Linked DNA regions of Homo sapiens: region 2 is linked to region 1. Evidence: read pairs that join two places in POLR2A ChIA-PET (ENCODE). Cell type or tissue: PC-9. All regions are shown on one strand. Links, peaks and the distances in the headings refer to the core of each region. The heading gives the core; the rest is flanking DNA.

Region 1 (16,557 bases), core at 8,719-13,718:
ATGAACAGGGCAGCCTAAAAGATGAAAGGAAACCCAGACTTAGTATTTCTTTAGCCCACATTGTAATCCATGCCTCTAAGTATTGGCCTCAAAAGTCCCTCTGGGGTTTTAGAAATCTCTGTCTTTAAAATAAACGTAAACCAATAGTTATAGCACCCTTTCTAGCAAAGAGCAAATTAACTTTCTGACCCCAATAACCCAAGGACACGGGTCTCCAAAGAAATCTATTATTTCTTTGAATAAAAAGCATATTTTGATAGTTACTCGTTATTTTTTTTCCTCCTAAACAGATCGAGGGAAGGGAAGGTGAGGCTTTAAAATTCTGCTTAGAAACGTTAGATATTAATTATCTCCCAGTTGTAATGTTTTCTCAAGAGGCCTTTCCATCTTGTTGCTGCCTCTACCAGAATGTGCCTGTCCTCTGTTGGAAGGGGACCAACCCTTAAAAATCCGTTTATGTTAAATACTTTGCATTTACATTGGAGATTGTTTTGAGTTTCTGAACAAACACATAAATAACCACATTTGCCTGGTAAAGCCAAATTTACAGAATTTCTGACTCTGGGCGGGGGTGGATAATATGTGGAAATGGACAAACAAAAACTTTGAGACAAATTGACCCATTGAGAAGATTTCCAATGATGATAGGCTGTCTCTGTTCTAAGAAAAGCCATGTTACAATTCGTCCTTTTACTGGAGTCTTGAATGAAACTGTTCAGTTACTTTGGATTCTTCCTACTATATGCTTTTCAGATAGCATATTAAAGTTATAAATTTTGAAGTGTATTGGAAGAAAAACCCTAAATCTCCAGGCCAATGTTTGTAAATAGAAGTCCTTGGCACTCCTGCAGCAGTTTACAATGGTCATTCACATGCGTAATGAATGCTTACAGCAGCCCAAGGATGCAGGTGTTATCCCCATTTCCCCCCATTTTTCAGACAAGCAGTGACCAAGATTTGCTCACTGCCAGAGCTGGGACTCCAGCCTAGAACTTCCCTACTCCCTACTTCCCTAGAAGTCCAGTGCTTTTTGCTACTACAGCTGCCAGAGATGTCATTTCATAGCTGGTTATGTATTGAAAGTTCTTAAAAGTGAGTTAAAAATGAAAATCTTATTGAAATCAAGTGCTTTTCACAAAATATGCTGTACTCAAAACACAAATGTATCACATTCCCAACTTGTGTTTTCATCTATGATGGAGAGATAAGGAAAGCCATGTGATTAATATGGGTAGAAGGGCTGAGGACCCTCTGATAATTGCCATTTGGTCTCTACCTTTTGCCTTGCTGTCAGCAATACCTTCCTCTCCTTTCTGCAATATCCCCTTCCAAATGCTCTCCCCACTGAGCACTCCCTGCAGTATTAAGTTTTCAGATAAAGAAGTAGCTCCTATCTGAGACAGAAAGCACTATTTGTTAGGTTCAGAACAGTGGCTTGGGAGGGGATTGACCAGAAGGTACTGTTTTTGATGGGTTTCTATTATTAGCTGAACAGTCTTCAGTTGTTTTCTCACCATAACATGAGAGATTTAATAAGGTTAGTAGGTTATTGGCTTATTTCCGGTCCTGCCACATTTTTTTCTTTCATTAAAAATGCTATCTTCTGTTGTGGAATGTCTGTCATCTTGAACTAATCAACAAAAATACTATGTTTTTCTGCCGTTAACTATGTGTTGGCAATTTGAGAGAAAATACTAGAATGTAGGTTTGAAAATGATACAAATTAGACTTCAAGGAATACTTAAGAAGATTTGTGGCAGGAAAGGCTTGTGAGTAATTTAGTTGTTAGGCTGGGTTAGGCATCTGTGGATTACATCAAAGAGGATGTGCAGAGATTTTATCGGGAGCAGTGAGGTGACTTTGGCAGCTAACAGGCCACTAGTATCCTACTAAAGCTTTTGTCTGGATAGGAGCAACATGCATGTTTACAGTCTTGCAGGTAAGAGACCTTGGCAAATAATCCTCAGTTACCAGAAGATGTATCCATAACTGCCTAGCTTGCCTGTCAGTTTTTAATAGCTAAAGATATAAATCTGGGTAATCTAACTCAAATGGCTTAGTTTCATTTTAACTCAAATGATATGGGGAATTTTATGATCTTGAAAGAGCAGGTTTTGCTTCGAGAAGCCATTTCTTCAGTATGGAATAATGAGTTGTCAGGAAGATTGAGTACAATGGGCATTTGCCCTGGTCCTAATCAACAGCATTTGGACCCAGAGGAAGCCAGCTATTTTTGTAAGGGCCATTTCTCATCATTAAGTTTCCAAGTGCTTTTTTAGGGTTTGTCTAGTAAAAAGCACTATTTTGAAAAACAAGCATAGTAAGGGTAGGGGGTTGTGGCATTTAATAGTACGTTTTAAAAAGCTAATGGAAATACTTTTAAAACAAGATTTAGGACAAATTCCTTAGGCATCAGTCACACTAATGCATCTTCTGAGTCAAGAACTGGCTATCCTTTCTGTGTACTCAGTCCGGAATTGCATGTGGTGGGTGCTTACTTATTTGCAGTCTCAATCAAGAATTCTCACTCTCAAGATAGCAGAAATAGATAAGCTTCAACTGACAAATTTGGTACAGAAGTCATGGAAAGGAAGGTAAGTCTTTTGCCAGGCATCATGCCAGGCATCAGCATCTTTCAGGACTAAGGAAACAAAAGAGGAAAACTCGATTTTACTACATGTTAACTCTACTGAATACCTCCTTGAATGTCAGATTCCTTATCTGTAAAACAAAGGTTTTGCATTTGATTATCTCTAAGATCCGCTTCTGCCCCCAGTTTTAAAGTTTGATAGGGAAAGAGGTTTAAGTCAGGATACCAGGCCAGGGAGGAAAGGAAGGGAGGGCACAGGCCTCTGGAGTTCAGCTGCCTCCCCCATTAGGATTGAAGTCCCAGCTGCTGGCTACTGCCTTGAGGGAGGTATCAGCCTTTTACTTCTGGATCTTGGCCTCTCCTTGTTCTACCCCTTCCCAACAACAACTGAACATACCAAGTGCTTGCTATGGCCCAAGCACTGTTGCAGGTGAAGCTGCAGCATGAACAAGATAAGCAACATCTCTGCTCCCCAGGCCCTCTGCAGACATGACACCTGCGGGAGACAGACACTGAGCAAGCCAGTGGATACAAGAACTGGGAAAATGAGAAGTGCTATGAGGGCAAGAAGTTGCAACTGTTTTCTTAGCTACCTGGAGGGAGGGAAAATCATTTTCTGGAAGTTTTTTTCTATGAGTTTTGTCTTAGCTTTGGCTGTCATAACAAAGTACCATAGACAGTGGCTTAAACAACAGAAATGTATTTTCTCATACAGTTCTGGAGGCTGGAAGTTGAAGATTGGGATGCCAGCATGGTTGGGTTCTTGCGAGGGTTCTCTTCCTGGCTTTCAGATGGCCGCGTTTTCACTGTGCCATCATCTGGCAGGGAGAGAGAGAACACATGAACTCTGATGGCTCTTACCCAGACGCTAATGACATCTTGAGGCCTCTACCTCATGACCTTAACCCAGTTACCTCCCAAAGGCCCCATCTTCAAATGCCATCAACAATGGGGATTAGGGCTTCAACATCTGAATTGGGGGTGGGGACACAACATTCAGTCCACCATAAATTTGTCATAGGAACCTGAAGATGAGGAGCCAAGCACAGTTTTTAGAATTTGCATAAGTTGTAGATTACTGTAATTATTGTTTTTGCCTCTATGGCTGAGAAACTTTGGGTCAAAACGAGCCTTTTAGAATGTATGAATTAGTTATCTAGGTAGCCCTGAAGTTGGCTCTAGATTTATTAGAAGCTATTTTAACCATTGCATTCACTCAAGAAACCACCGCCTATCTGTGAAGCACAGTCTATCTGTAAAGCTCCCTCACAATAAATTCATCTCAGAAATATGTAGTCTCTAGTGTGTGCCCCCAACTGCTGAATGGGTAGGCCTAGCTCAGCACAGTCATTCGGGCATTAAATATGGCAGAAATGTGGTCCACCTCATGACGTGCAAACAACAGTTGGCTTGTTTAATCTGCACTGCTTTGCCAAGGACGTGTGATTTGTGAGGTGCTGGAGGGGAACCAATTTTAAGAGTCAGCCTGAGTGTCAGCCTCATCTGTCTGCTCTGACTTTTGTCTGCTCTCTAGCAGGCACTCCATCTCCCTTTTCAATTTTCTACCCTGGAAGTGCTCCCCTCCAGGGAGGAAGATGAGTCAGATATGCAGCTGTGATGCTAAATGATTCAATAGAGTCAAAAACAACACAGAACACAGGAAAACGCATTGTTTAATCTGACTCAATTACAAGTGGGCAAGGTAGGTGATGGAGGGCAAGTCAAAAGCATAACGATGTCAAGCTTTGGTAGAACCTAGCAAACCGGAAGACTTCAGGGTGTTTGGAAAGGAATGTGTAGGGGAAAGTTGTCTAAAATGCTGTAACAGCTTTCTGTGTTGCTCTTCTCACTGCCTTAGAATTTAGAGTCAAAATAATAATGATCTTTTCTTCTTTTAGATAGCCTTCCTGGCTTCAACCCACAATCAGTCTAGATTCTAGACAGTGGTTCTCAACCCTATCAGAGTCAATACTCCAGTCTTTAACAACTAATTTGAAGTGTTCCTTTTATAACAAAAACCTTAATGTATTCTTTATTGTCCTACTATAACAATGTTGTTGGTCCCTACCCCCACCGCATACCCCTTGGTTGTTACCATTTTGGTGCACTCTGAGCCCACTCCAGCTGCTAGCCCCTCCACTTCCTATCCGAAGGTATACATGTTGCATGCTGGAAGAGTCAGAAATAATGCTCTCTGGGAAGAGCTCTTAACCTGTTGGCTCTAACAGGGGCCAAGAGAGTGAGGGTATTTATATACCAAGGTTGCCATTGGTGTATAAAAACCCTCATGTTGCCATTGGTGTGTAAATACTCTCACTCCCTTGGCCCCTGTTCCCCCGTGGGATTAAGCTCTAGTTGCCTACAGTGGTTACTTCTTGATGACAACCTATTACTGGCTTTTTCACCTTCCCTGCCTCAATACCCTACTCCCCATTGTATATTAAACCAGTGCAAAAGTGTCTTGTGTTTATATGTAAAGAAAAGTTGGCGTCTGGATTCAGATAACTACAGGTTTTATTGTTTTTCAGTGACATGATAGTTCAGTGGGACATTTGAAAGCTATACAGGGCATGAGGCGATTCTTCACTGTGTAGGGCAACTTGTGGAAAACTTTGCTTAAAGAGCAGTAGGCATATTTTCTTTGCCCGTGTTTTCTTAATCCCTTCCTCCCCTACCCTGTTGGCCGAAATGTAGGCGTGATGACTGGAGCTGCAGCTGCCATCTTGGAGCAGGTAGACAGAACCATGCTACACCCTAGGGTGACAGAGCAGTAGCCGGAAGGAACCTATTCCCTGAGGACTTCGTGGAGCAAGGCTGCCCTATTAGCCCTGGATTCTCTCTGTCTCTGAACTTTCACACGAACAAGATATAAACTACTCTGCTAAGCCAAAATTATTCTGGGTTTCTACTTCTTGAAACTAAATCTACCTAAAGCAATACCAAAAATAAACATTAAAATAAGCATTTCAAACTAGTTTTCAAAGACTGGTATTAAATCTGATAGGGTTAAGAAAACTGTCTAGGCCAGGTGCGATGGCTCACACCTATTATCCCAGTGCTTAGAGAAGCCAAGGTGGGAAGATTGCCCAGAAGTTGGAGACCAGCCTGGGCAACATAGTGAGACCCCATCTCTACAAGAAGTTAAAAATTAGCCGAGTGTGGTGGCACATGCCTATGGTCCCAGATACTCAAGAGGCTGAGGTAGCAGGATGATTTGAACCTAAGAGGTCGAGGGTGCATGATCATGAGCCATGATCATGCCACCACACTTCAGCCTAAGCAACAGAGTGAGACCCTGTCTCAAAAAAAAAAAAAAAAAAAAAAAAAGGGAAAAAGAAAACTGTCCAGACTCTATACAAATTGTAGGATTGAGCCAGGAAAGCACTCTAGAAACAAAACAAAACAACAGATCGTTACAGTGTTGTCTCTAAATTCCAAGAGTGTGCCTCAGTAATAACCCATAATTCTTGCAACTGTGACCAGACCAGCTAGTTCTTCTATGAAGAACTATAAGGTGCAATGAGAGGAAATGGGGCACCTGAGTGGAGCTGGTCCACGCAAGACTTTTCTGAGCTCTAATGATGGGTAAAGTCAACTGGGTAAAGAGGTGGAAGATAAATAAATATAGTATTTGTCATTTACTTCTAAAAAGTGGGTAGGTGTGGTTTCTAGGAAATCAATTCTTCTGAAAGGCTAAAAAATGTGTTTAAAACATGGAGTTAGGGGGAGCATTTTATGCAATAGTCGTTTTCTCTTTCACGCCACTGGTGATGGTTAAGAGTAGGCACCACAGGGGAAGACTGTGTTTCATTTGATGTGTATCCCAGTGTGTAGCACAGGGCCTGGCTTGCTGAGGAAATGCTATTGAAAATATATTCCAGTGTGCTGAGAGCTGGTGGCCAGTGGGACTGAGTGAGCTGTGTGCCGTGTATTGACCCGCTTCCTAGTCCTGAATTCCTTTCAGAAGCTCCGGCAGGGAGGATGATACAGTCAGACAAAGGAGCAGATCCACCAGACAAGAAGGACATGAAGCTTTCTACAGCCACCAATCCACAGAATGGTATGTGTCACCAGGACTCCTTTTCTAGACCAGAAAGTAATATCACCTCTGACATGTGATCAAATGAATAGGCAGAAATCCTGACAGACTTACTGTGATCCCTATGAGGATCTTGTACATTTTTGGTTGCACTACTGCCCTACCAGTGATAACTTTAAGAACAAATTTCAAGCCAGGAAGGAAATAAATGGACATGATGGATTCAAAACCTTTTTTTCCCTTACCTGACAATGTTTTATGTAAAACTTAGAACTTCTTAAGTTGTTCACATTCAGAATATCACTACAACACTGTGAAAATACTGTCAAAAAATAGAATATTCACTAAAATCTGTTTAGAGACCCTTTAATCAGGAGAATACTGAGCTTTGCATTAAATCTATTGGGAGTTAGAATTTTTCAATATCACTCTCAATAAGAATTTTTTGAGAGGATGAAATGACTCTTATGTTTGAGTTAGAGAAAGAGGATACAGAACACAAGTAGATAATTTTGGGATAAACGACAGGCTGGTAAGATGGGGGAGGGGAAAGCAATCATTTTCCTTTCATGACATCTTACATCTGCACATCACGATCTATTATTTTACTCAGTGTTAAGAACAACACTATGACAAAGCTAGCACCTTCTCATCTTGGGCAAAGAAACTGGGTTTCGGATAGCTATGTGACTTTGTGACGTTCACAAAGTAAGAGGTGGAACAGGGCTTGAAGTCAGATCTTTTGGCCTGAGATCCAGTGTCATTTCCACTCCTGGTGAGACCCCATGGCATGCCCCAGCTATCTGAGTTGCCTTTCACATTTACACCCGCACCTGCCACCCCATCTCTGCTCTCTTCCTTTCCTAGGCCTCTCCCAGATCCTGAGGCTTGTGCTGCAAGAGCTGAGTCTGTTCTACGGCAGAGATGTGAATGGAGTGTGTCTCTTGTACGATCTCCTCCACTCGCCGTGGCTTCAGGCTCTGCTAAAGGTGAGTGCTTCTTTGCTCGGAAGCCTTTGCTTGCTGAAGGGGTTGTGGGGAGTGTGTAGAAAATGACAGCTTCAGTCCATTCAGGCTGGATAGTGGAATAGTTTATAAACAACAGAAATTGATATCTCACAGTTCTGTAGGCCAGGAAGTCCAAAATCCAGTCGGCAGCAGATTCAGTGTCTTTTGAGGGCTCCCTCTCTGGTTCCTAAATGGTAACTTCTTGCTATGTCCTCACATAATGGAAGGGGCTAGCCAGCTCTCTTGGGGTCTCTTGTATAAGGGCATTAATTCCATATTCATGAGGGCAGAGCCCTGATGACCTATCGGCTCCCAAAGACCTTACCTATTTTTTTTTTTTTTTTTTGAGACAGAGTCTCACTCTGTTGCCCAGGCTGGAATGCGCTGGCCTGATCTCAACTCACTGCAACCTCCGCCTCCCAGCTTCAAGCGATTCTCCTGCCTCAGCCTCCTGAGTAGCTGGGATTACAGGCACCCACCACCACACTTGGCTCATTTTTGTAGTTTTAATAGAGATGGGGTTTCACCATGTTGGCCAGGCTGGTCTCAAACTCCTGACCTCAGGTGATCCGTCCGGCTCAGCTTCCCAAAGTGCTGGGATTACAGGCATGAGCCACCACACCCAGCTAGCCTTACCTTTTAATATCATCACATATGCATTTTGGAAGTACACATTCAGATCATAGCAACTACTTACCCAATGGTGTCATTTATCAACTGGTAGGAAATTTCAACTTGGAAAAAGTTCTTAGAAGGCAACTCTCAGAGAAGAGCTACACAAACTTCTTCGCTTAGGAAGGAATTAACTTAGGTGGAGGAGAATATGGTAGTCCCTTCCTTTTCTCCCCACAGCTCTTTTTCTTCCAGAGGCCCCCTGGAATCACAAAACAGCCACCACGATGGTCATTGGCAACACTTTATCAGCTGGCTACAACCGTTTGTCCTTGCAGCAACCCTGGATAAATAAAAGTGCTTTAAAAAGTTATTCCTATTTGTTTGTTAAAGTTAGAAAGTAAAATATCTACAGTTCTGTTTAGGTACCCTGAAGTTTCTTATTCTAAAGTTTCTTCTGGCCCAGTGTGATGGTTCATGCCTGTAATCCCAACATTTTGGGAGGCCGAGGCTGGTGGATCACCTGAGGTCAGGAGGTTGAGACCAGCCTGGCCAACATGGCAAAACCCTGTCTCTACTAAAAATACAAAAAATTAGCCATATGCAGTGGCACGCACCTGTAATCTCAGCTACTCTGGAGGCTGAGGCACGAGAATTGCTTAAACCTGGGAGGCAGAGGTTGTAGTGAGCCAAGATTGAGCCACTGCACTCCAGCCTGTGTGACAGAGAGAGACTCCATCTCAAAATAAATAAATAAAATAGAATAAATAAAGTTTATTCTTTTTTAATTTGGCTAAAATTCCATGCACTATACAATAGCGTCTAATAGATAGTAGAAAAATAGCATCTACTATCTAGTAGATGCCACTACTATAATTTTGTTGTTCTGAACAAGTGTTATTATTAAGAGAGATCCTTTTGAAGTTATTTTTTGGGATGTGGGTATTTCCTTCACTTAAGTGTGAAATGTGGTCTGTCTTATAGTGCATGTTAATATTATACAATAAAAGTGGCAACATCTTTGGCATGAATGAAGTACTCCTCATAGCACCTGTTATAAAACACCTGATTTCTATCAGGCATTTTCCCACAGGATCAGCTAAGATAGGAGTTTTAATTTCATGATGGGCATTGCCTTTGCTCACCACTGCTAGGCCCTTGGTGAGTTATCCAATCAGCCTTCATCACTTCCAGGTAAACCTGAATGCGGGCCCTGGGATAGAGCAGGGAAGCAGCATCATCACTAATCTGGATAGAAAAGACTGGGGGCTCAGCCGGCCCCTTGGGCCTTATTTCTTCGTCTGTAAGAGAAACTCAATTCCTAAAATAAGATCAAGGGGTGCATTGCAGAGCTAGGCAGGCTTTGGTGTCCTCAGCCCAAACCTAGATCTTGGTATGGAAAAAAATTCCCAAGGGTATGTGGAGATGAAGTTGGAATTTTAAAAAATGAACTTGTACTAGAGAATTAGGAGAGGAATGGGAAACAGCCCCAAAGCACAAAGCAGAGTACAGAGAAGCGTTTGTGGCATGCCCACCACTTATTCAGAACCTTCAGTGGCCCTGAGCCACACAGCTCACATGCTGCACAGGCGCCCAACACAGGGGTCCTCACAGGTGTCTGGTCCTAAAGGGCCCCTCCTTTAAGACGCTCCTTTATGCATCATCTACAAATCCCCATTGGTTTCAGTCCCAGACACCCTACCCTCACTCTGTTTAACAAGATTAAAAGTTTGAATTTCTTTTTATTACTGAAATGCTTGGAGAAGATCAATTTCCCAATGGCAGCCAATAATTAAGCTTTTGAAGCATCGGGGCCACCAAACTCAAGTTCATTTCTCTTTGGCAACTAGAGACACAACTTACTAAACACCAACCACACCGTGCTGTGCAGCCATTGGTGCAGTTGCCTGGGGTGTTTCTTCTCTTTGAGAGTCTTAAATCCAAAATGGCAATAGTCATATTATCAATATCAATTCTCCCTCCCTTGTCCTTCTGCAGATTTATGACTGCCTCCAGGAATTTAAAGAAAAGAAACTAGTTCCTGCCACACCACATGCACAGGTGTTATCCTATGAGGTAAGGAGATTTTATTCCACAGGATAGTAGAGCTCTGATGTGGTGCCATTTTCCCCACATTGCTAGTTCAAATGAATTAAAGGTTCTAAGGAAAAGTTTTATTGATGACTATGCATCTAATAAATGTTTCTAATTGAACTTTAATATAAGGAAGAACATTGGCTGGGTATCTCCCCAAATTAAAACACTCCCCACCACCACCCACGTCATTTTTAGCGTGTGTTCATTTCTTTCTTTTTTCCTAAGTCTCGTACTCCATTTGCCCTTCATAAACAGGGTAATGTTATAGTAATAATTCTCGGATTTATATCTCTAGCCTGGAGATTTCCCTAAATTCCAGTCTCAAATATCCAACCGCCTCCTCTCCATCTCACTTGGATGTCTAACGGACTCCTCCAAGTTCACATGTTCCAAACTGAGCTCCCGATCTTCCCCACCTGCCGATCACCCCCACCCACTCTTCTGGAAGCCTTTTCTATCTCAGAAACGATACCTGTGTTCTTGCAGTGCTCAGGCCAGAATCTTAGGGGTCATTTCGACTCTCTTTTTCTGATACCTCACACCCAATCAGATAGCAAATCCTCTCAGCTCTACTTTCAAAATATATCCAGGATCTCACCAAAATATATCCAGGATCTCACCACCCCATACCATCATCATCATCTCTTACATAGATAGTTGCAAAATTGCCTCCTATCTGGTCTCCTGTGTCCACTCTTGCTCCTCTACAGTCTACTCTCAACACGGCAACCAAAAATACCCTCTTTGAAAGCAAGTCAAATCATGTCACTTCCTCACTAACACTCAAACCCTTCAAATGACTTCCCATCTCAGAGTAAACACCAAAGCTCTTTTTTTGTTTTGCTTTTTTGTTTTTGATACAGAGTCCTGGTCTTTCACCCAGACTACAGTGCAGTGGCATGATCTCTGCTCACTGCAACCTCTGCCTCCTGGGTTCAAGCAATTCTCGTGCCTCAGCCTCCTGAGTTGCTAGGACAACAGGAACCCACTACACCTGGCTAATTTCTGTATTTTGGGTAGAGACGGGGTTTCACCATTTTGGCCAGGCTGGTCTCAAACTCCTGACACTAAGCTATCTGCCCACCTTGGCCTCCCAAAGTGCTGGGATTACAGGTGTGAGCCACCACACCTGGCCTAAACACCAAAGTTCTTACATAGCTGAACACAATCAAGCTGCTGTTACCTCTTTGACTTCACACTCAATGCTTTCTCCATTCACTCTGTTCCAGCCACATTGACCCCTTGTTATTGTTTAAATTCATCAGGCTGGGTGCAGTAGCTCATGGCTATAATCCCAGCACTTTGGGAGCCTGAGGCAGGCTGATCACTTGAGCCCAGGAGTTCAAGACCAGCCTGGCCAACATAGCGAAACCCCATCTCCACTAAAAATACAACAACAACAAAAATTAGCTGGGCGTTGTGGTGCATGCCTGTAATCCCAGCTACTTGGGAGGCACGAAAATTGCTTGAACCCAGGAAGTAGAGGTTGCAGTGAGCCGAGATCACACCACTGCACTCCAACCTGGGTGACAGAGTGAGACTATCTCAAAAAACAAACAAACAAACCCAAAAAACAAATCATCAGGCATGCTTCTGCCTGGGGCCCTTTGCACTCGCCATTCCTTATGTCAGCAATGCTCTTGCCCAGATATATACCTGATCTGTCCCTCATCTCCTTCCAGTCTCCACTCAAATGCCACCTTCTCAGTGAGGCTTTTCCTGGTCACCTATCTAAAATTGTATTCCCTCCTAGCACTTCCTAGCCAGCTTCCCTGGTTTATTTTTCTTCTTAACACTTGTCACCATCAAACAAAACTATTTTACTTACACATTTCATTTGTTGTCTGTGTCTCCTCCCTAGAATGTAAACTCCATGAGAATGGAGATTTTTGTCAGCCACTGCTGTTTTTGCATCACCTAAAACAGTTCCTAGCACACAGTAGTGTTCAATAAATATTTGTCGAATGAATGAATAAATATAATCCATTTTATTATTTATTGCCCATCCCATATTAAAAGAAACAGCAAAAAAGAAAGAAAAAACTTCTGCTCTCAATTCCAGTAATCAACAATTCAAATTGTTCTCAGTTGTCCACAGGAAAAGCACATATATAATATTTTATTCAGTTGAAATCCCAGTGAATGGAGGTAAACCTTTGTAAACTGCTTGTTTTCATTTGACTGTAGGTAATGGGGCTGACTAAAGTCTTGAAAGGTCTTATGTCCTCTGAAAGCAGGTCTACGCCTAAACCACAGCAGAGAGAGCAGAATTTTTTTCCGCTTAGCACTTTTTATTGTAACAAGCATTAAAATTGCTAATCAACTGATACTCTAAAAGAGAAATTATGATTTCCATTTTCTATTTGAAGAATGGAGCATCCCATGGGATTAAGCTCTTTGAGTTCCCCAGGTACGTTCCTAGAGAAACTCATACAGCTTCATAAGCCTGCAAAGCATTGACATCAGCCAACAGCTATTATATTTTAGAGGCACTAGAGGAAAAGTGCCTTGGTTCATATGCTGTTACCAAATTGGTACATCCTCCATGCCTATGTGCCAGGATTGGGCATTGGGTTTAGATCCATCTCAACTCTTGAATTCTATTTGCTATATTAAAGTAGCAATTTTAATGAATAAAGAAGGATGGTAGGCTTTAATGGATGGCTTTATAGATGAAAAAGAAGGCTCCAGTAATAGCTTTTTAAAGGTCAATATCATGTTAGTATGTATGTTATCCAGCCTGGGTGAGGTTAAGTAGGTGATAAAGATTTTTTAAAATTTTTATAATGTATCCTTTTCCATGAACCAGGTAGTGGAGTTATTACGTGAAACCCCTACTTCCCCTGAGATCCAAGAGCTGAGACAAATGCTCCAGGCTCCACACTTCAAGGCAAGTGCCTGCTAAAATAGAAAAGATGTCCCCATCTGGCACATAGACAAAGTTGGGAAGGAGAAATATATGTGATGGAAAATGTTCTCTCTGAATAGATGTTCTATTACTGTACACGGTTACTGACCAACAGATTGTACTTAAATATGTGGGACTCAGATGTGACTAGCTCAGTGTTGTCAATCATGCAGTCAAGCCTGCTGTGTTTATGAGGAGGCATCCAGAACTTTCCATGGTGCTTTGTTTCCCCTACAAAGCTATTGCCCATCCAAAAATCTTGGGTAGCAAACAGGGAATGTTCTAGTTATAGAGGAATACCTCCATGCTTCCTTTCCAAAGTGGGACTATTTTGAGTTTTAGATAATGTGTGTGTATTTGGAATATACAGTATAATGATGATTATCCCTGTGAGAGGGTTTATGAAGAACATTTGATTGCAGAACAGAAACCTATCTCTTAGTACTTACAGATTTGAGACCAATTTATCAATAAATTAGAACTTTAAGACAATGTCTGTATTTGGAGTGCTGAAATTTATCAGTCAAAAGTTATAATTCACAACACAACCACCAGTCATCAAATATCCTCAACGGCACGCACTACTTAGAGAATTTTCTGAGTTCCAACTAAATTGTGTCTACCAATCTCAGTCAGGGTGGCAGAGTGACAGCTTCTCCAGCCCGTGAAATGAAGAATTTAACCTAGTGGACTAGTCAAAGAAACTCTTTGATCATACCCTATGATCATACCCTATGATCAAAGAGCTTGATCATATGAACTCCTCATTCTGTACCACATGAGCCCTTGAGTGTTACTAACAAATTAAACCAGCAAGATATTTTGATTGCTGCCCTTCGTTCTACCTTAATTGGGGAAAATATTATAAAAGTTGTTTTGTAGTTCAAACTCCACAGGGGCATCACAGATTACATGGGCTGCCAGGAAATAAGAATGTCGTGGCATAATACATTTTAGCAGAAATGAAAGAGTGTATTGTGCATTGCTTAACCTCTCTGTGCCTTATTTCCTTATCTGCAAATTGAGGACAATTAATGTACCTGCCTCATAGAATTATTGTGAAGATCGGATTAATTCATATAAAATGCTTCGCACTGTGTCTGGCATGTCTGTATTGGTGTTTGTTGTTGTTGCTGTGTCTTAGATAGTATTGAGTTACTATCTTCTAGAGGGGTTTGGCCCATGTGTGACATTTGCTCACCTTTTCCTTCCCTGTGCCCAGGCCTTGCTCAGTGCCCATGACACGATAGCTCAGAAAGATTTTGAACCCCTTCTCCCTCCACTGCCAGACAATATCCCTGAGAGTGAGGAAGCAATGAGGATTGTTTGTTTAGTGAAAAACCAACAGCCCCTGGTAAGGAAATCATTTTTTATCTTTCCATTTAGGGTAAGCTTAGGTTAATTGTGAACCAAATTATATCTAGTGGTTACTTGGGCAGTAGCCTTGCCTGCGATCACATATACAGTGATAATAACGGCTGTCAACTCTGCAAGTTTTGCCTGTGGTTTCAAACATATTACATGTCACGGTGTTTTCTCTAAGGAAAGATTTCAGCTTAGTGTTTTTCTTTTGTGAAAAGTAAGATGAGATTTATAAGACATTTTTGTGAGAAATAAGACATATGTTTTATTTTAATATTTGGCTTTCTGACCTATGCATGTATTTCCCTCAATTCCATTGCATTTGCCTATTTCCTTATATTAATGAGAAGCTAAGGAAGGCATTAATCTGATTTTCTAAGAACAGTCCCTCTAATTAGGTTTTAATTGTGGGAGGTTTCTGTATCTTTGGATGAATCTAAGTATTCTTTTATGTCTGTGTGGTTGAAATGAGACTCCAGGAAGCCAAAGCCGAATGGCCTTTCCTTTTTGATGGCATGCTATGACTGACAGGCCACAGGGCACTGTGTGGCCCCTCCGTCCCTGGTTGCCTGAATAGCCTTGTTTGAAAAACCAGAGCTGCATTGATTGAAAGACCAGAGCTGCATTGATTGAAAGACCAGAGCTGCATTGATTGAAAGACCAGAGCTGCATTGATTGAAAGACCAGAGCTGCATTGATTGAGGGAAGCCACCTGGAAAATGGTCATGTCAGGTAACAGAGGGATCTCGTCTATTCTCTCTTCAGGGAGCCACCATCAAGCGCCACGAGATGACAGGGGACATCTTGGTGGCCAGGATCATCCACGGTGGGCTGGCGGAGAGAAGTGGTAAGCTGGAGCAGCTGGGATTGAGAGTTACCAGAAAAACAGGAAACCCTTGACTGTTTAGGCTTCTTTCTAGAGAAATCCCTTTTTTTTCTTTTTTTTTTTCTTTTTTTTTTTTTGAGATGGAGTCTTGCTCTGTCGCCCAGGCTGGAGTGCAGTGGCGTGATCTCGGCTCACTGCAAGCTCCACCTCTGGGGTTTGCCATTCTCCTGCCTCAGCCTCCCAAGTAGCTGGGATTACAGGCGCCCGCCACCACGCCCGGCTAATTTTTTGTATTTTTAGTAGAGACGGGGTTTCACCGTGTTAGCCAGGATGGTCTCAATCTCCCGACCTCGTGATCCGCCCACCTCAGCCTCCCAAAGTGCTGGGACTATAGGCGTGAGCCACACACCCGTCCTGAGAAATCCCTCTTTCTTAACTTGGGTCAGGGCTTTAGTAAGTTCCATTTCTTGGATAAAGCAGTAAAGAAAGAAGAAACAAATATTCCAGAGAAATCTTACTCCTCTCCTTCACTGAGTCCTTCCCATTCTAGGTACCACATTAAAGTCTCTCAGTTTACATTCTCATGGCAACCTCAAAGGTAACTATTATCATGCCATTGTATAGATGAGGAAACTGAGGCTCAAAGAGATTATGAAACTAACTTGCTCAGAGTTACACCGTTTGAGTCAGGATTCAAGCTGCTTAGCTCTATATTCCCAACTTTTTCTCTGCACTTTGTCCTTCTACTTTCAGAAAGGCATAGCTCTTTCCCATCTTGAAATGCCTTTTGCTCACACTTTCAACCAGTTAACCAGATTTTCATCCTTTCACTGCTGTTCTTCTAAAAACTTTTTTTTTTTTTTTTTGAGACAGGGTCTTAATCTGTTGCTCAGGCTGGAGTGCAGGGGTATGATCATGACTCACTGTAGCCTCAACTTCCTGGGCTCAAGCAATCCTTCCACCTCAGCCCCCGAGTAGCTGGGTCCACTGGTGCACACTACCATGCCCAGCCAATTTTTCTATTTTATGTTTAGATAGGGTCTCACTATGTTGCCCAGGCTGGTGTCAACCTCCTGGGCTCAAGCAATCCTCCTGCCTTGGCCTCCCAGACTGTTG
Region 2 (16,557 bases), core at 6,604-11,603, 660 kb before region 1:
GGAGGCTGAGGCAGGAGAATCGCTTGAACCCAGGAGGCGGAGGTTGTGGTGAGCCCACATTGTGCCATTATACTCCAGCCTGGGCAACAAGAGTGAAACTCTGTCTCAATTTAAAAAAAAAAAAAAGGCTAAAGTAGACAGAAGAAAGTATGGACAAGGATGTGGATAAATTAGAACCCTGACACATTGCTGTTGGGAATGCAAAATGGTGCAGCTGCTTTGGAAAGCAGTTTGACAGTTCTTCAAAAGTTAAGCATGCTGGCACACACTTGTAGACCCAGCTACTTGGGAGGCTAGTGTGGGAGGACTGCTTGAGCCCAGGAGCTTCAGGCTGCAGTAAGCATCATGGCACCTGCCATGATGCCTGAGAATAACCACTGCTCTCCACCCTGAACAACATAGCTAGATCCCCGTGATGGTTAATATTAAGTGTCAACTTGATTGGATTGAAGGATGCAAAGCATTGTTCCTGGGCGTGTCAGTGAGGGTGTTGCCAAAGGAAATTAACATTAGAGTCAGTGGACTGGGAGAGGCAGACCCACCCTCAATCTGGGTAGGCACCATCTAATCAACTGCCAGCGGGACTAGAATAAAGGAGGCCGAAGAAGGTGGGAGAAGCAGACTTGCTGAGTCTTCTGGCCTTTATCTTTCTCCCATGCTGGATGTTTCCTGCCCTCAAACATCAGACTCTACGTTGTTCAGCTTTTGGACTCTTAGATTTACACCAGTGTTTTGCCAGGGGCTCTCAGGCCTTCGGCCACAGACTGAAGGCTGCACTGTTGGCTTCCCTACTTTTGAGGTTTTGGAACTTGGGCTTCCTTGCTTCTCAACTTGCAGGTGGCCTATCATGGGACTTCACCTTGTGATTGTGTCAGTCAACTCTCCCTAATAAACTCCCCTTCATATATACATCTGTCCTATTAGTTCTGCCCCTTTAGAGAATCCTAATACAACCTCATCTTTAAAAAAATTTTCTTGGCCGGGTGCAGTGACTCATGCCCGTAATCCCAGCACTCTGGGAGGCTGAGGTGGGCGGATCACCTGAGGTTGGGAGTTCAAGACCAGCCTGACCAACTTGGAGAAACCCTGTCTCTACTAAAAATACAAAATTAGCCAGGTATGGTGGCACATGCCTGTAATCCCAGCTACTCGGGAGGCTGGGGCAGGGGAATCACTTGAAACCGTGAGGCAGAGAATGCAGTGAGCCGAGATCGTGCCATTGCACTCCAGCCTGGGCAAAACTCCATCTCAAAAAAACAAAACAAAACAAAACAGAAAAACCTTTCAGGGGTACATTAGGCAAGAGACAGAGAGCTATGATAACAGGAGATTTTTATATAATAATAGTGTAACTGCACTCTTGCTGAGACAAAATCCATTTGGCAATGGGCTTGTTTTAATTTTTCTCAAGAACTGCCAGCCAGTAATGCTATATCACTCAATCCTATGCAACAGTTACAGCAACCACGATGATGAAACGGATAATCAATGGTAAAGAATCCATTAGAGTGCCAAAGCTGGTCTCTATATCACAAAGGATTTCAGCATTAGGGCTAGAGAAAGAAAAATTAATGAGGTTGGACTGGAAAACAAATGAGAAGAGAGCAGTGAGTAAAGGGTTACTAGGATATACTTAGAAAATCAGTTGATGTCTGTAACCACATTTTTTTAAATGTCCCTACAAGAATGAATTTATTTTTAATTAAAAAAAATTTTCTTTTGGAGACAGGGTCTTGCAACTAAGTTCCTCAGGCTGACCTTAACTCCTTCGCTCCTAAGGAATCCTCCTGCCTCAGCCTCCGGAATAGCTGGGACTACAAGTGCCTGACAATCCTGGCTGCAAGCATTTTTGCAGATAACATCACAGCAGGAACAGGAAGGTACTTGCCTTCCAGAAGAGTTTCAGAGGATGGATTTTTACAACTTATTTTAACAATTAGTAAAGAGGCATTTATTTAACTTTCACAGATTACAAAGCACTGTCACATCTTTCTACACTGGAGCCTCCTGAGAGGGGGCTAAAGCAGGTATTAGTTGTCTCATCATCACTATCATAAAAAATGACCTTTATTGAATTCTTTTTTTCTTTCATTCTTCTCTTTTTTTAGAGATAGGGTCTTGATACATTGCTCTTGCCCTGGCTGGTCTTGAACTCCTGGGTTCAAGAGATCCTCCTGCTCTGGCCTCCTAAAGTGCTGAGATTACAGGCGTGAGTCATTGTGCCCAGCCTGAATTCTTATATCCCAGGCAAAAAAGAATGTTTTGACCCTACCATGTTAACCCAATGAATGTTTTGACTGAATCAGAGGAAAAACTCAAATTTCATAGAAATAACAGCTATGAAAGAAGGTTCACAATAGCAGTAGTTAAAATGGACAGAGTTTGATGAGGATAAAAACCTAATGACTAAAATACCCAGCATAAAGGTGCATGCCTATAGTCCCAGCTACTTTTGGAGGCTGAAGCAGGAGGCTCCCTTGAGGCCAGGAATTCGAGGCTGTTCTGCACTATGATGGTGCCTGTGAGTGACATCCATCTCTAAATTACAAAAAAAAAGACCTAATGACTGAAATGAATCTAATTTTTAAATGCACATGGAAAAATTTTATCCTGAGCATAATTTTGGTAAAATAAAAATTAGAATAGAGGCTGGGTGCTGTGGCTCTTGCTTATAGTCCCAGCACTTTGGGAGGCCGAGGAAGGACCTTGAGGTCAGGAGTTTGAGACCAGCCTGACCAACATGGTGAAACCCCATCTCTACTAAAAATACAAAAATTAGCCGGGCGTGGTGCATGCCTGTAATCCCAGCTACTTGGGAGGCTGAGGTGGGAGAATTGCTTGAACCTGGGAGGTGGAGGTTGGAATGAGCTGAGGGCAGTCCACTGCACTCCAGCCTGGGCAACAGAGTGAGACTCTGTCTCGAAAAAAAAAAATGAGAATAGAAAAAAAATTGGAAATAGTTTCACTGTACTGCAGAGAAATTTCATCAAGAATTAAACTGGTTATAACAATAGTTTACATGGGTATATTCACAAATACAGGGTTCAAAATGGCAGGTCAAAATCACATATCTGATTCAAGTTCAGGGTACAAAAAATGAGGTGAAAATAGCAAGATCAAAATGGCATTATTGACTTGATGTTTAGAATCCTGCCTAACTTCTCACCTTCTATGTAATGTTAAATAAGTCTCACTATTGGGCTGTTTGTCTGTAAAATGAGAAATATAATGGCTGAAACTACCTCACCATGTTGTGGATTGAATGAGATAATGTATATAAAGTGGTTAGCATAGTGTGTGGCACCAGTGAAAGACATTTCAACCCTGCCTGTTTCAAAAATGTATCATACTCTCACAGTGTGCCAGGACAGGATCTTTAAAAATAGGTCTCCTAGTCACTAAACCACATTAATTATCTGTAAGTACATTTCTAATAATTAAAGAAATATTCAAAGCAGATCTCAGATGAAGCTACTGCAGAGCTACTCTGATTATTTCTATATTTTAAAATATATTTTAATTTAGAAAACATTGCCCTGGCGGGGCGTGGTGGCTCACATCTGTAATCCCAACACTTTGGGAGGCCAGGGCAGGAGAATCATTTGAACTCAGGAGTTCCAGACTTTTGTGGGCAACATGGTAAAACCCCATCTCTACAGAAAAATACAAAAATTAGCCAGGTGTGGCAGCCTGTGCCTATAGTCCCAGCTACTCAGGAGGCTGAGGCAGGAGGATGACTTGAGCGTGGGCAGTCGAGGCTGCAGTGAGTCCTGTTCATGCTGCTGTGCTCCAGTGTGGGTGACAGAGCAAGACCCTGTCTCAAAAAAAGGAAAAAAAGAAAAAAGAAAAAAGGAAAGAAAATGTTGTCCCAATCAACTATTCGGGTATAGAGTAAATTAAAAATGCTAAAGATTGTTTAGAAAGTCCAAAAAATAAAAATACTGTCCTCGTGTTTTAAAAATATTTGACATATGGCTGGGCGCAGTGGCTCACGCCTGTAATTCCATCACTGTGGGAGGCCGAGGCGGGTGGATCACCTGAAGTCAGGCATTTGAGACCAGCCTGGCCAACATGGTGAAACCCCTCCTCTACTAAAAATACAAAAATTAGCAGGGCATGGTAGCACATCCCAGCTACTCTGGAGGACGCTGCAGTGAGCCAAGATCATGCCATTGCACTCCAGCCTGGGTGACAGAGTAAGACTCTGTGTCAAAAAAAAAAAAAAAATTGACATGTAAATAGCTATTTTTGTTTGGTTTATTGACCCAACAATTGCTTTATCACTTCTCAAGGAAAAAAAAGTGGCCAATGAAGCAATAACAGTCTTAGTTTCAACAATAATGGAGCACAGAATACCAGGAAACCATTTAGCCTGTCAGTCCTCTCATGTGAAAATAGATATGAAAAAATACACACACTTCACAGAGTTATTATGAGAACTAATTATTGCCCTTAAACTGCTTTGAAATTCCCATGTGAAAGACACTTAACCTGATCTTTATCTAGAAGCAGGTAGCTAAGGCATATATATATATGGGAAGACAACATTCATCCAAAAGTTAAAATAGGCTCTTGCTTGTGTAACTTGAATTTCTACTTGGCAAGAATGTAATTTAGCAGAGGGAATGCTATTATATAATTTTTTAAATACATGTTTCAAAAGATATAATATTCATTCTTTTTCATGATTTCATCCTCACATAGTATCTACATAGCAACAATAGTTACACAAAGTGCTCAATTCAGTATTCACACATATATAGCATATCAAATACTTTTGTATCATCATGCTATTATTATTATTATTATTATTATTATTATTTTGAGATGGAGTTTCGCTCTTGCTGCCCAGGGTGGAGCGCAATGGCGCGATCTTGGCTCATGCAACCTCTGCCTCCCAGGTTCAAGCAATTCTCCTGCCTCAGCCACTACGCCTGGCTAATTTTGTGTGTGTGGTTTTTTTTTTTTAGTAGAGACGGGATTTCTCCATGTTGGTCATGCTGGTCTCAAACTCCCGACCTCAGGTGATCCGCCCGCCTCAGCCTCCCAAAGTGCTGGGATTACAGGCGTGAGCCACCGCACCTGGCCTGTTTTGGTTTTAATTTGCATTTTTTAAAGTGATGTACGGGCATTTCTCTCTCTTAAACATTTGTAGAAGCCAGGCATGGTGGTGAGCCTGCAGTCTAGAGGATCCCTTGAGAGCAGGAGTGAGAGGCTGTGTTTTTATGGAGTCCAACATATCAGTCTTTTATGGCTTCTCGGTTATGTGTTCAGAGAGCCCTTCTTCATTCAAGACAATTGTTATGACAGCTTTATTGAGATATAATTCATATTTCATAAGATTCGCCTTTTTGAAGTACACATTTCAGTGGTTTTTATATAATCTATAATTCAATCTTCACCACTACTTAATTTTAGAACACTTCATTACTGCAAAAAGGAACCCCTTACCCATTAGCAATCACTCCCCAGTGCCCCCTCCCTCTAGCCCCTGACAATCATCAACCTACTTCTGTCTCTATGGATTTGCCTACCCTGGACATTTTATATAGATGGAATTACACAATAAATGGCCGCTTGTGATTGGCTTCTCTCACTTTGCATGTTTCAAGGTTCATCCATTTTGCGGCATGTATCAATCCTTAATTCTTTTTTCTTTTTTTTTTTTGACACCGAGTCTCTGTTGCCCAGGCTGGAGTGGAGTGGCGCAATCTCAGTTCACTGCAACCTCCACCTCCCAGGTTCAAGTGATTCTCCTGCCTCAGCCTCCCACGTAGCTGGGATTCCAGGCACCTGCCACCATGCCCAGCTAATTTTTGTATTTTTAGTAGAGACGAGGTTTCAATTATGTTGGCCAGGCTGGTCTTGAACTCCTGACCTCGTGATTCACCCGTCTCAGCCTCCCAAAGTGCTGGGATTACAGGCATGAGCCACTGTGCCCGGCCACTTAATTCTTTTTTATGATTGAATAATATCATTTATCCATCTATCCATTGATGGTCAATTGTTTTTTTCCCACTTTTTAGCTATTATAAATAATGTTGCTATAAACATTTGTATACGAGTTTTTATTTGAACACCTGTTTTTAGTTCTTTAGGGCGTATACCTAGAAGCAGTATTTTTGGCTTATCTGGTAATTCTGTTTGACATTTCAAGGAACTTCCTGTTTTCCGAAGGAGCCATACCATTTTACAATTTCATCAGCAATATATAAAAGTTCCAATTTCTCCATATCTTTCTTAACACTTGTTATTGTGTATCATTTTTATTTTAACCACCGTAGTGGGTATGAATGGGGATCTCACTGTGGCTTTGATTTACGTGTCCCTAATGGTTAATGATGTTAAGCATCATTTCATGTGCTTATTGGCCATTTGTATATCTTCTTTGGAGAAACGTTATTTCTTTATTGGCCAGGCGTGGTGTCTCATACCTGTAATCCCAGCACTTTGGGAGGCCGAGGCAGGCAGATAACTTGAGGCCAGGTGTTTGAGACCAGCCTGGCCAACATGGTGAAACCTCGTCTCTACTAAAAATACAAAAATTAACCAGACATTGTGGTGCATGCCTGTAGTCCCAGCTACTTGGGAGGCCGAGGCAGGAGAATTGCTTGAACCCCAGTGGTAGAGGTTGCAGCAGTGAGCCAAGATCGTGCCACTGCACTCCAGCCTGGGTGACAGAGTGAGACTTCATTTAAAAAAAACAAAACAAAAAAACTTATAACTTAACACTGTTGTCATTAAATAATTAACTGTGATTAGATTATAATGAACATAACAGGCACTCAAATACTTGTTTAATAAAAAAAGAATGAATGAAAGAGAATAAAGCAGAGAGACTTTTTTTGGCTGCTGTTTACCAAAAAAACCTAAGTGAGAACTGATAAAGGTCTGAGTTAAGGCTGAAAGGATGGATTCTCAGATACTTGGGGAGTAGAATCTACTCCTCTTGCATTATTAAAACCTGTAGGTCAACTTTGTCCAATTTACAATGCCCTCAGGACCAAAGCAGCTCCCTCATTCATAGTGATAAATTTTTATGTTCCAGGTATTGTTCTAAGTACTTCACATGTATAACTCATTTAACACTCACAGCAACTTTTCAATCCATCCTGTTGACCAGAATTAAATTAAATGGGGTTTCTATGGCCAAAGAAGGGAACAGTAGATATTTGGACTACCAGACTCAACCACAGGCCAGCAGCCTTGTGTTTCCTTGTGTCTTAGTCTTTGCTCTTACTTTGGAAATTAAACTCAAAGTTAGCTGGAAAACAATTTCAGGGAAAAAGGTCCACACATATTGTATAGGCGGCTGACTAAACATTAAGTAAAGTCAATGAGCCTGGTGTGTGTGTATAAGCAGGCATGTGATGAGAAGGGTAATATATACTTGGTTTTCTAGTTACCATTGTTGCTCAACAAACTATCCCAAATCTTTGTGTCTTAAAATAATAATAATCATTTATTTTGCTCACAAATCTGTAATTGGAGGAGGGTTCAATAGGGATGGCTTATATATGCTCTAAGATGTCTAGAGACTCAGCTAGGAAGACTTCAGGGCTGAGGGTGACTTGGCAGCTGGGACTTGAATTGTCTGAAGACTTGCTCACTCACATGTCTGGTGGTCGATACTGCCCCTCAGACTGGACCTCAGTTTGTGCTGTCATGTGGCTTTTCCATGGAGTTGTTTGGATTTCCTTTCATCATAATGGCTAAGTTCTGAAAGTGAGCATGCCAAGAGGCCAAGATGGAGGCCGAGTGACATTTTCATAATCTAGCCTTGCAACTCATGTAGAGTCATGATGCGGTCACAAAGACCCTCAAAGTTCAAGGAAAGGAGACAAAAATACCACCACTCAATAAGCAGTTCAAAAAACTGGGAAATATGTTTTAAAATCACCAACATTTAGTGTATACATATACACAGCAGCCTCAAATCCCTTTTTTGGCCCCCTATTAATGGTTCAGTACAGAAAAATGGTCTCCAGACTGTGGTAGCCACTATGAAGTCTGGATTCTTTTTTTTTTTTTTTTTTTGAGACGGAGTCTCGCTCTGTTGCCCAGGCTGGAGTGCAGTGGCGCCATCTCGGCTCACTGCAAGCTCCACCTCCCGGGTTCCCACCATTCTCCTGCCTCAGCCTGGGCCCTGAAGTTAGATCACCTGAATTAAAGTCTCAGTTCTGTCATTTTCTAGTTTTGTGACCTTGAAAAATTCAGTTAGCCTGTTTTAAGTTTTGTTTTCTTTGTTTGTTTGTTTTGTTTTGTTTTGTTTTTGGAGACAAGTTCTTGCCCTGTTGTCCCAGCTGGAGTGCAGTGGCATGATCACTCACTGCAGTCTCAACCTCCCAGACTCAAGTGATGCTCCCACCTCAGCATCCCAAGTAGCTGGGACTCCAGGTATGAGCCACCACGTCTGGCTAATTTTGAATTTTTTTTTTTTTTTAGAAAGAACATCTTACTACATTGCCTAGGCCGGTCTCAAACTCCTGGGCTCAAGCAGTCCTTCCATCTCAGCCTCCCAAACTGTTGGGATTACAGGCATGAACTACCATGCCCTGCTGCTTAAAGTTCTTTATATGAAAAGTAGAGATAATGGGCTGGGCGCAGTGGCTCATGCCTGTAATCCCAGCACTCTGGGAGGCCGAGGCGGGTGGATCACGAGGTCAGGGGTTTGAGACCAGCCTGACCAACATGGCGAAATCCCATGTCTACTAAAAATACAAAATTAGCCAGGCGTAGTGGCAGGCACCTGTAATCCCAGCTACTCAGGAGGCTGAGGCAAGAGAATCGCTTGAACCCAGGAAGCGGAGGTTGCAGTGAGCTGAGATCACTCCATTGCACTGCAGCTTGGGCAACAAGAGTGAAACTTTGTTTCAAAAAAATGAAAAAAAAAAAAAACCTAGATGTGGTGGTGGGCGCCTATAATCCCAGCTACTCAGGAGCCTGAGGCACAAGAATCATTTGAACCTAGGAGGTGGAAGTTGCAGTGAGCCGAAATTGTGGCACTGCACTTCAGCCTGGGCAACACAGTGAGACTCTAGCTCAAAAAACAAAACAAAACAAAAAAAACTAAGGCGAGCTCAGGGAGGACAGAAACCTCCCGTGGAGCAGAAGGGCAAAAGCTCGCTTGATGTTGATTTTTAGTACGAATACAGACCGTGAAAGCAGAGCCTCATGAAAAAAAAGAAAAAAAGAAAAACAAAGTAGAGATAAACATTATCTTCCTCATGGGCTTATAATAAAGGTTAAATTAATTAATACATGTAAAACATTTAAAAGAGTGCCTGGCATGTAGTAGAATTACTTAATAGATGTTAGTCATTATTATCAAGGCTTCTTAATTTGGAATGTATAGAGGAGCTTGAATGCTCTGAAAATATTTTAAATATGTTAAATAGATTACTTTAAATATCTATTATCTTTATTTTAAAATAGTCTGGCCTGGACTGGAAGGAAACACACCAATAAATATTAATAAGAGTTATCGTGAAATATTATTTGTTCATTGGTTATTTTAAATTTTATAGTTTAAATTTTCTGTACTTTCCAAATGTTTGGTAATCTCCAATCTTACTTTTATAATCAGAAGTTTTAAATATTTTAAGGACAGAAAAAAGAAATCTCACAGATATTGAGACACTTTATTTAAAATGACTACATCTGAGAAAATGAATCAAATATCATCATACTTCTCTACTTTAACACCAAGTGCCAAAATACAGTGAAGTAACATCTGCGAAGTTTGAGGGAAAATGATTGTGACCCAAGAATCCTGTACCCAGTTAAGCTGTACTTCACATGCAGTCTGACAGAAAGTACTGTCACACCTTCTCCATTCATTCAAGGACCCAGAAAATATAAGCAGGTGTTTTCTATAAAGTGTACCCATGTACACTTTATAGAAAAATATTATTCAGAGAAGTACTCTAGCAGACCTCCTAATTTGGAGGTTAAGTTAAATAATTTTTTAACTTAAAAAACACTTGAGGTGGGTCGTGGTGGCTCATGCCTGTAATAATGCCAGCACTTTGGGAGGCTGAGGTGGGAGGATAACTTGAGGCCAGGAATTCAAGGCTGCAGTGAGCTATGATCATGGTACTCCATTCTGGCCTGGGTGACAGAGTGAGACCCTGTCTGCAATAAAGCAAACAAACAAAAACCCTTGAACAGGAAAAGCTATAATAAAATAAATGGAAGTAAACAATGATCAATGCCAGGCACGGTGGCTCAGGCCTATAATCCCAGCACTTTGGGAAGCCAAGGCAGGAGGATCGCTTGGGTCCAGGAGTTCCAGACTAGCCTGAGCAGCACAGCAAAAATCTCTACCAAAAAAAAAAAAAACCCAGGCCGGGTTTAGTGGCTCACCCCTGTAATCCCAGCACTTTGGGAGGCTGAGGCGGGTGGATCACCTGAGGTCAGGAGATCAAGACCACCCTGGCCAACATGCTGAAACCCTGTCTCTACTAAAATACAAAAATTAGCCGGGCATGGTCGTGGGCGCCTGTAGTCTCAGCTATTTGGGAGTCTGAGGAAGGAGAACTGCTTGAACCCAGGAGGTGGAGATTGCAGTGAGCCAAGATTGCGCCACTGCACTCCAGCCTGGCAACAGAACAAGACTCTGTCTAAAAATAAATAAATAAATAAATAAATTAGCCAGGTATGGTGTCACATGCCTGTAGTCACAGCTACTCAGGAGGCTGAAGTAGGAGGATCATTTGAACCCAGGAGGTCGAGGCTGCAGTGAGCCATGATCATGCCACTGCACTCCAGCCTGGGTGACAGAGTAAGACTGTCTCAAAAAAAGAAAAGAAAAAAGAAAACAATAATCAAGTAATACAGAGTTTAACCCAAATAAGGTATAATAAAAAAAAATCAACTAAGTTTCCCTACTTATTTACTCAAAGTTTCTTGAGAAAAAGAAACAAGATAACAAAGAAGGAAACGAGGACTCCTTTGCTGTCTGCTAGGCATTTTTCAGTGAAGCTCCTTCTCAGCAAATAACACCCACTCACTCACTTAAGAAATTTTCATCATAAAGCAGAGGTGGGAAGAGATCAGCCCTCAGGTGTTTGGGCTGCACTACAGCTGCTGATCAACTGCCTTTAGTGACTCAAGCCAAGTTATAAACAAAGGGTGAACCTCAATGTCTGTGCAGGACTCAACTTGATAGGAAATCAAGGGAATTCAAAAACAATCATCCAACATTACATGGTTTGACCCTTTGGTTTTCAGAAAGCTGTAATTTTTCACAATCTTTGCCTGGAACTTTCTGTTATGGGCTATATCCCTTGCTGTGAATTCTTTTAAAAGTCTCTCATTGTCACCCTGAGGGTTAATTTGTTCCAGAAGAACAAAGAAAATAATGCTAGACTTCATCAGGATGCCCAGATTCTAGTCCAGCTCTGCTAATTAGGAGAGTGATCCTTGGATTAGTGATCAAAATATTTTTGAGTCGAAGTGTCTTTATCTCTCATAACTTCAGTCAGGGTCAAATAAATTAATGAATGCAAAAATGTCCACTGAACATTCTAAAATGCTATATGATATGGTTTGGCTCTGTGTCCTCACCCAAATCTTATGTTGAATTATGACCTTCAGTGTTGGAGGAGGCTTCTGGTGGGAGGTGATTGGATTGCGGTGTGATTGGATCATATTTCTTTTTCTTTTTTCTTTTTTTCTTTTTTTTTTTTTTTGAGACACAGTCTCACTCTGTCGCCCAGGCTGGAGTGCAGTGGCGCGATCTCGGCTCACTGCAAGCTCCTCCTCCCGGGTTCCCGCCATTCTCCTGCCTCAGCCTCCCGAGTAGCTGGGACTACAGGCGCCCGCCACCACACCCGGCTCATTTTTTGTATTTTTTAGTAGAGACGGGGTTTCACCATGTTAGCCAGGATGGTCTCGATCTCCTGACCTAGTGATCCGCACATCTCGGCCTCCCAAAGTGCTGGGATTACAGGCGTGAGCCACCGTGCCTGGCCAGTTTCAGGTAGTTCTTTATAAGTAGTGTGAGAATAGACTAATACACTACATAAATGTAAAATACTATTGTTACTTTTTTACTTTGGAATCATCATTATTAAAACAGTCTTGATAGCTTGACAACCTTTGTTTACCCTTAAGATTAGTATCCATGTCAGTTTCATCATCATCACGTGTTGAACAAGTGCCAGCCATTTTGGGAGCTTTAAGCCAAATCTTCCCTTAGATAAACAGAGTTATCTTTCCCACTTCCACCCCACTCTTCTTTCCCAAAACCTGCAACCCAAGAGTCTTATGCTATCTTGCAACCTTCAATCAATCAGTAAAGTGAGCCAATACAATAAATTTATATGAAGATTTAGTGTTATCCCTAATGTGTTATTCTTAACTGGAATATTACTTTTTTTTTTTTTTTTTTTTTTGAGACAGAGTCTCGCTTTGCTCTGTCAGCAGGCTGGAGTGCAGTGGCGCGATCTCGGCTCACTGCAACCTCCACCTCCTGGGTTCAAACGATTCCCCTGCCTCAGCCTCCCGAGTAGCTGGGACTACAGGCATGTGCCACCACGCCCAGCTAATTTTTGTATTTTTAGTAGAGATGAGGTTTCACCATGTTGGCCAGGATGGTCTCAATCTCTTGAGATCCGCCCGCCTCAGCTTCCCAAAGTGTCGGGATTACAGGCATGAGCCACCACTCCCGGCCATCCTTAACTGGAATACTTCTATTTCAAAAAGAAATTTTATAATTAAATAAAGTTCATGCTATTCCCTCCACCTGAGAAAACCTTTTTGTTTTCACCTGGCAAAATTCTAACCATCCTTCAAATCCCAGTTATCCTGCAATCTTCCCAGTGAAACCTTTCTAGACTTGTTTAAGAAAGTTGCCATTCCCTCCTATGGATCTCCACTCCCCTTTGCACATATCTTTGTTTTTTTTTTCTGTTTGTTTGTTTGTTTTTTGTTTTGTTTTTTGAGACGGAGTCTTGTTCTGTTGCCCAGGCTGGAGTGCAGTGGGGAGATCTTCGCTCACTGCAGGCTCCGCCTCCCAGGTTCACGCCATTCTCCTGCCTCAGCTTCTCGAGTAGCTGGGACTACAGGCGCCCACCACCATGCCCGGCTAATTTTTTGTATTTTTAGTAGAGACGGGGTTTCACCGTCTTAGCCAGGATGGTCTTGATCTCCTGACCTCGTGATGCACCTGCCTCGGCCTCGGGGGATTACAGGCTTCAGCCACAGCGCCCAGCCGCACATATCTCTTATACTTACCAATTTAAGGGTTAACATATATGTTATGATGGGAAAATATTATATATGGAATAGCAGCCCCAGTATTCCTGGGGGTGAAGGGAGTAGGAGGGTTTGAAGGGGAGACCTTGAGAAGCCTGAGTGCAGACAGAACTGTTTTTTGTTTTTTTTGTTTTTGTTTTTGTTTTTTTGAGACGGAGTCTTGCTCTGTCGCCCAGGCTGGAGTGCAGTGGCGCGATCTCGGCTCACTGCAAGCTCCGCCTCCTGGGTTCACGCCATTCTCCCGGCTCAGCCTGCCCAGTAGCTGGGACTACAGGCGCCTGCCACCATGACTGGCTAATTTTTTGTATTTTTAGTAGAGACGGGGTTTCACCGTGTTAGCCAGGATGGTCTTGATCTCCTGACCTCATGATCTGCCCGCCTCGGCCTCCCAAAGTGCTGGGATTACAGGGGTGAGCCACCGCGCCTGGCCAAGAACTGTTATCTATCCACCAAACAAAGACTGGAGTTTGTAGTAAAGTTTACTCCACAGAAACGAGGCAAGTAAAGGAGATACTTTTAAATAAGAAAGCATATCTGATGCTCTTCAAATCACATTGCTGAGCACTGTTCCTACATAATCCTTGCCTGGAATCCTCTGGCTCTTCTATAGGGATAAATTAGGATGTTCAGGACAAAAAGCTTTATTATTATTATTATTATTTTTTTTGAGACAGAGTTTTGCTCTTGTTGCCCAGGCTGGAGTGCAATGGCATGATCTTGGCTCATTGCAACCTCCGCTTCCCGGGTTCAAGCGATTCTTGTGCCTCAGCCTCCGGAGTAGCTGGGATTACAGGCATGCGCCACTGCGCCTGGCTAATTTTGTATTTTTTTAGTAGAGACAGGGTTTCTCCATGTTGGTCAGGCTGGTCTCGAACTCCCGATCTCAGATGATCCACCCACCTAGGCCTCCCAAAGTACTGGGATTACAGGCGTGAGCCACCACACCTGGCCTATTATTTATTTGTCTATTTATTTGAGACAGGGTCTCACTCTGTCGCCCAGGCTGGAGTGCAATGGCAAGATCTCGGCCCGCTGCAACCTCCATCTCCTGAGTTCAAGTGATTCTCCTGCCTAGCCTCCTGAGTAGCTGGGAGTATTGGCACGCACCACTACGCCCAAGTAATTTTTGTGTTTTGTTTTTTTTTTTTTTTGAGACAGAGTTTTGCTCTTGTTGCCCAGGCTGGAGTGCAATAGCGCGATCTCGGCTCACCTCAACCTCCGCCTCCCAGGTTCAAGCAATTCTCCTGCCTCAGCCTCCCAAATAGCTGGGATTACAGGGATGTGCCACTGCGCCCAGCTAATTTTGTATTTTTAGTAGAGATGGGGTTTCTCCATGTTGGTCAGGCAAGTCTCGAACTCCTGACATCAAGTGATCCGTTCGCCTTGGCCTCGGCCTCCCATAGTGCTGAGATTACAGGTGTGAGCCATGGCATTCGGCCTAATTTTTGTATTTTTAGTAGAGATGGGGTTTCACCATGTTGGCCAGGCTGGTCTCAAACTTCTGACCTTAAGTGATCCACCTGCCTCGGCCTCCCAAAGTGCTGGGATTACAGGTGGGAGCCACCATTCCTGGCCCCAAAACTTTAATATCTAAACATTCTCTTTTTGCTGGAGGTTCCAGTGAGATCACACCACTGCACTCCAGCCTGGGCAACAGATCAAGACTCTGTCTCAAAAAAAAATTAAAAAATAAGCCGGGCGAGGTGGCTCACGCCTGTGTTGGCAGGCGCCTGTAGTCCCAGCACTTTTAGGAGGCCAAGGCAGGCAGATCATGAGGTCAGGAGATCGAGACCATCCTGGCTAACATGGTAAAACCCCGTCTCTACTAAAAATACAAAAATTAGCTGGGCGTGCTGGCACGTACCTGTATTCCCAGCTACTTGGGAGGCTGAGGCAGGAGAATTGCTTGAACCCAGGAGGTGGAGGTTGAAGTGAGCTGAGATCGCGCCACTGCACTCTAGCCTGACGACAGAGCGAGACTCTGTCTCAAAAACAAAACAAAACAAAACAAAACAAAAATTAACTAGGTGTGGTGGTGCACACCTGTAATCCAGCTACTTGGGAGGCTAAAGCAGGAGAATTGCTTGAACCCAGGAGGCATAGATTGCAGAGAGCCGAGATCGCACTACTGCACTCCAGCCTGGCGACAGAGTGAGATTCCGTCTCAAAAACAAAAACAAAAACAAAAAAACCCCAGAAAATTTATATACTCTTAAGTATATATATATATATATATATAGACTATATATAGAGAGGGTCCTAAATTGGTTGTCTCCTCCACTAGAAGGCAATCTTCATAAGTAAAGGCACTTGGTTCATTTTGTTCACTGTTGCATTTGCATCATATAGAATAGTTCCTGGCATAGGTCCTTAGTAAATATTTGCAGAATGAATCACGAATTAAGAGCTCTGTAGATTGGATGTCTATAGCTTTTGCACAGCCTTAGCTTCTCTGCAAATACTAAGAGTCAGATAGCCCCATGCACCAGGGGACCAGAGGTTGGGAGACTACTGGGTGAGTGCAAAAGTGGAGCACGTGGAGAAAAGGCTGCAAGGACAATGAAGGCCAATTGCAAGCTAATATGTTAGTCTGTCATTGTTTCATGGATCCTGGCAATAGTCATGACACTCCTTGGTCAGAGACAGAGGAATTTATTATTCATGGCACAGCAAATAGCATGTGTCAGCCTATTTGCAATGGTTTCCCTTGCCCTCAAATTCTAATGGGGCAACCCAATGAGCCCAGATGACATATGTATCTGCAGTGGTTTGCATTACAGGAGAGGAATCCTGGGCCAAGGGCTTAGCACTTTTTGAGCAAGCAGCAAATGAGCCAATCCCCACTCCCTCTAGGGAGCAAGCAGTTACAGGTAATTACAGTAGTTGCCTTGGCCTAGTTATATCTGTGTGAGTAGCTATAGACATTGCTCAGTATCAGGAGCCTGAAAGTCTTATGGATTGGCCTACTCAGCAAGAGAGTGCAGGCATGTTCAGGGCCCATGGTGGAGTGCCCTCTCAGCACAAGGCAGCTGAGTTATCAGCGAAGGAGGATGACATTGAATGTTGCCAGCTTGACACATGCTCACTAGACTCCAAATCCTAGCTAAGAGAAGCATTTAGCAGATACAATATTCAACCTTCCGCAGGCATCATTCAGCACACAGGTTTGAATGATCAAATTGCGGAGAAGTGTGGAAAGTAAAGAGTCTGGCCCAGCATAGTGGCTCATGCCTGTAATCTCAGCAATCTGGGAGGCTGAGATGGGAGGATCACCTGAGGTCAGAAGTTTGAGACCAG

What was found. ChIA-PET counts read pairs that join two places held together with the same protein. Peaks named below come from ENCODE experiments on the same cell type or tissue, not always from the same donor. Only the 100,000 strongest peaks of a DNase experiment are listed, where the experiment ranks them.
Region 2: POLR2A ChIA-PET joins it to region 1 with 13 read pairs; 2 of 35 experiments call an interaction of 5 or more read pairs at or near these places.

The regions. Positions count from the first base shown.
Region 1 is chr2:201,683,969-201,700,525 of GRCh38, reverse strand. It overlaps MPP4 (MAGUK p55 scaffold protein 4), which reads left to right and starts at 1,882. Exons shown (of 22, transcript NM_033066.3): 1 at 1,882-1,939; 2 at 6,472-6,650; 3 at 7,497-7,618; 4 at 10,247-10,324; 5 at 13,155-13,235; 6 at 14,476-14,607; 7 at 15,381-15,462. The coding sequence starts at 6,572. It overlaps ALS2 (alsin Rho guanine nucleotide exchange factor ALS2), which reads left to right. Exons shown (of 34, transcript NM_020919.4): 34 at 1-259. RefSeq lists enhancers at 251-750, 751-1,252. In PC-9, for the core only: no CTCF peak of the experiment used is centred there; no DNase peak of the experiment used is centred there.
Region 2 is chr2:202,338,887-202,355,443 of GRCh38, reverse strand. No RefSeq gene overlaps it. Among named protein-coding and RNA genes, the nearest start is that of BMPR2, 29 kb to the left of the region's middle. In PC-9, for the core only: no CTCF peak of the experiment used is centred there; a DNase peak (open chromatin) is centred at 9,093.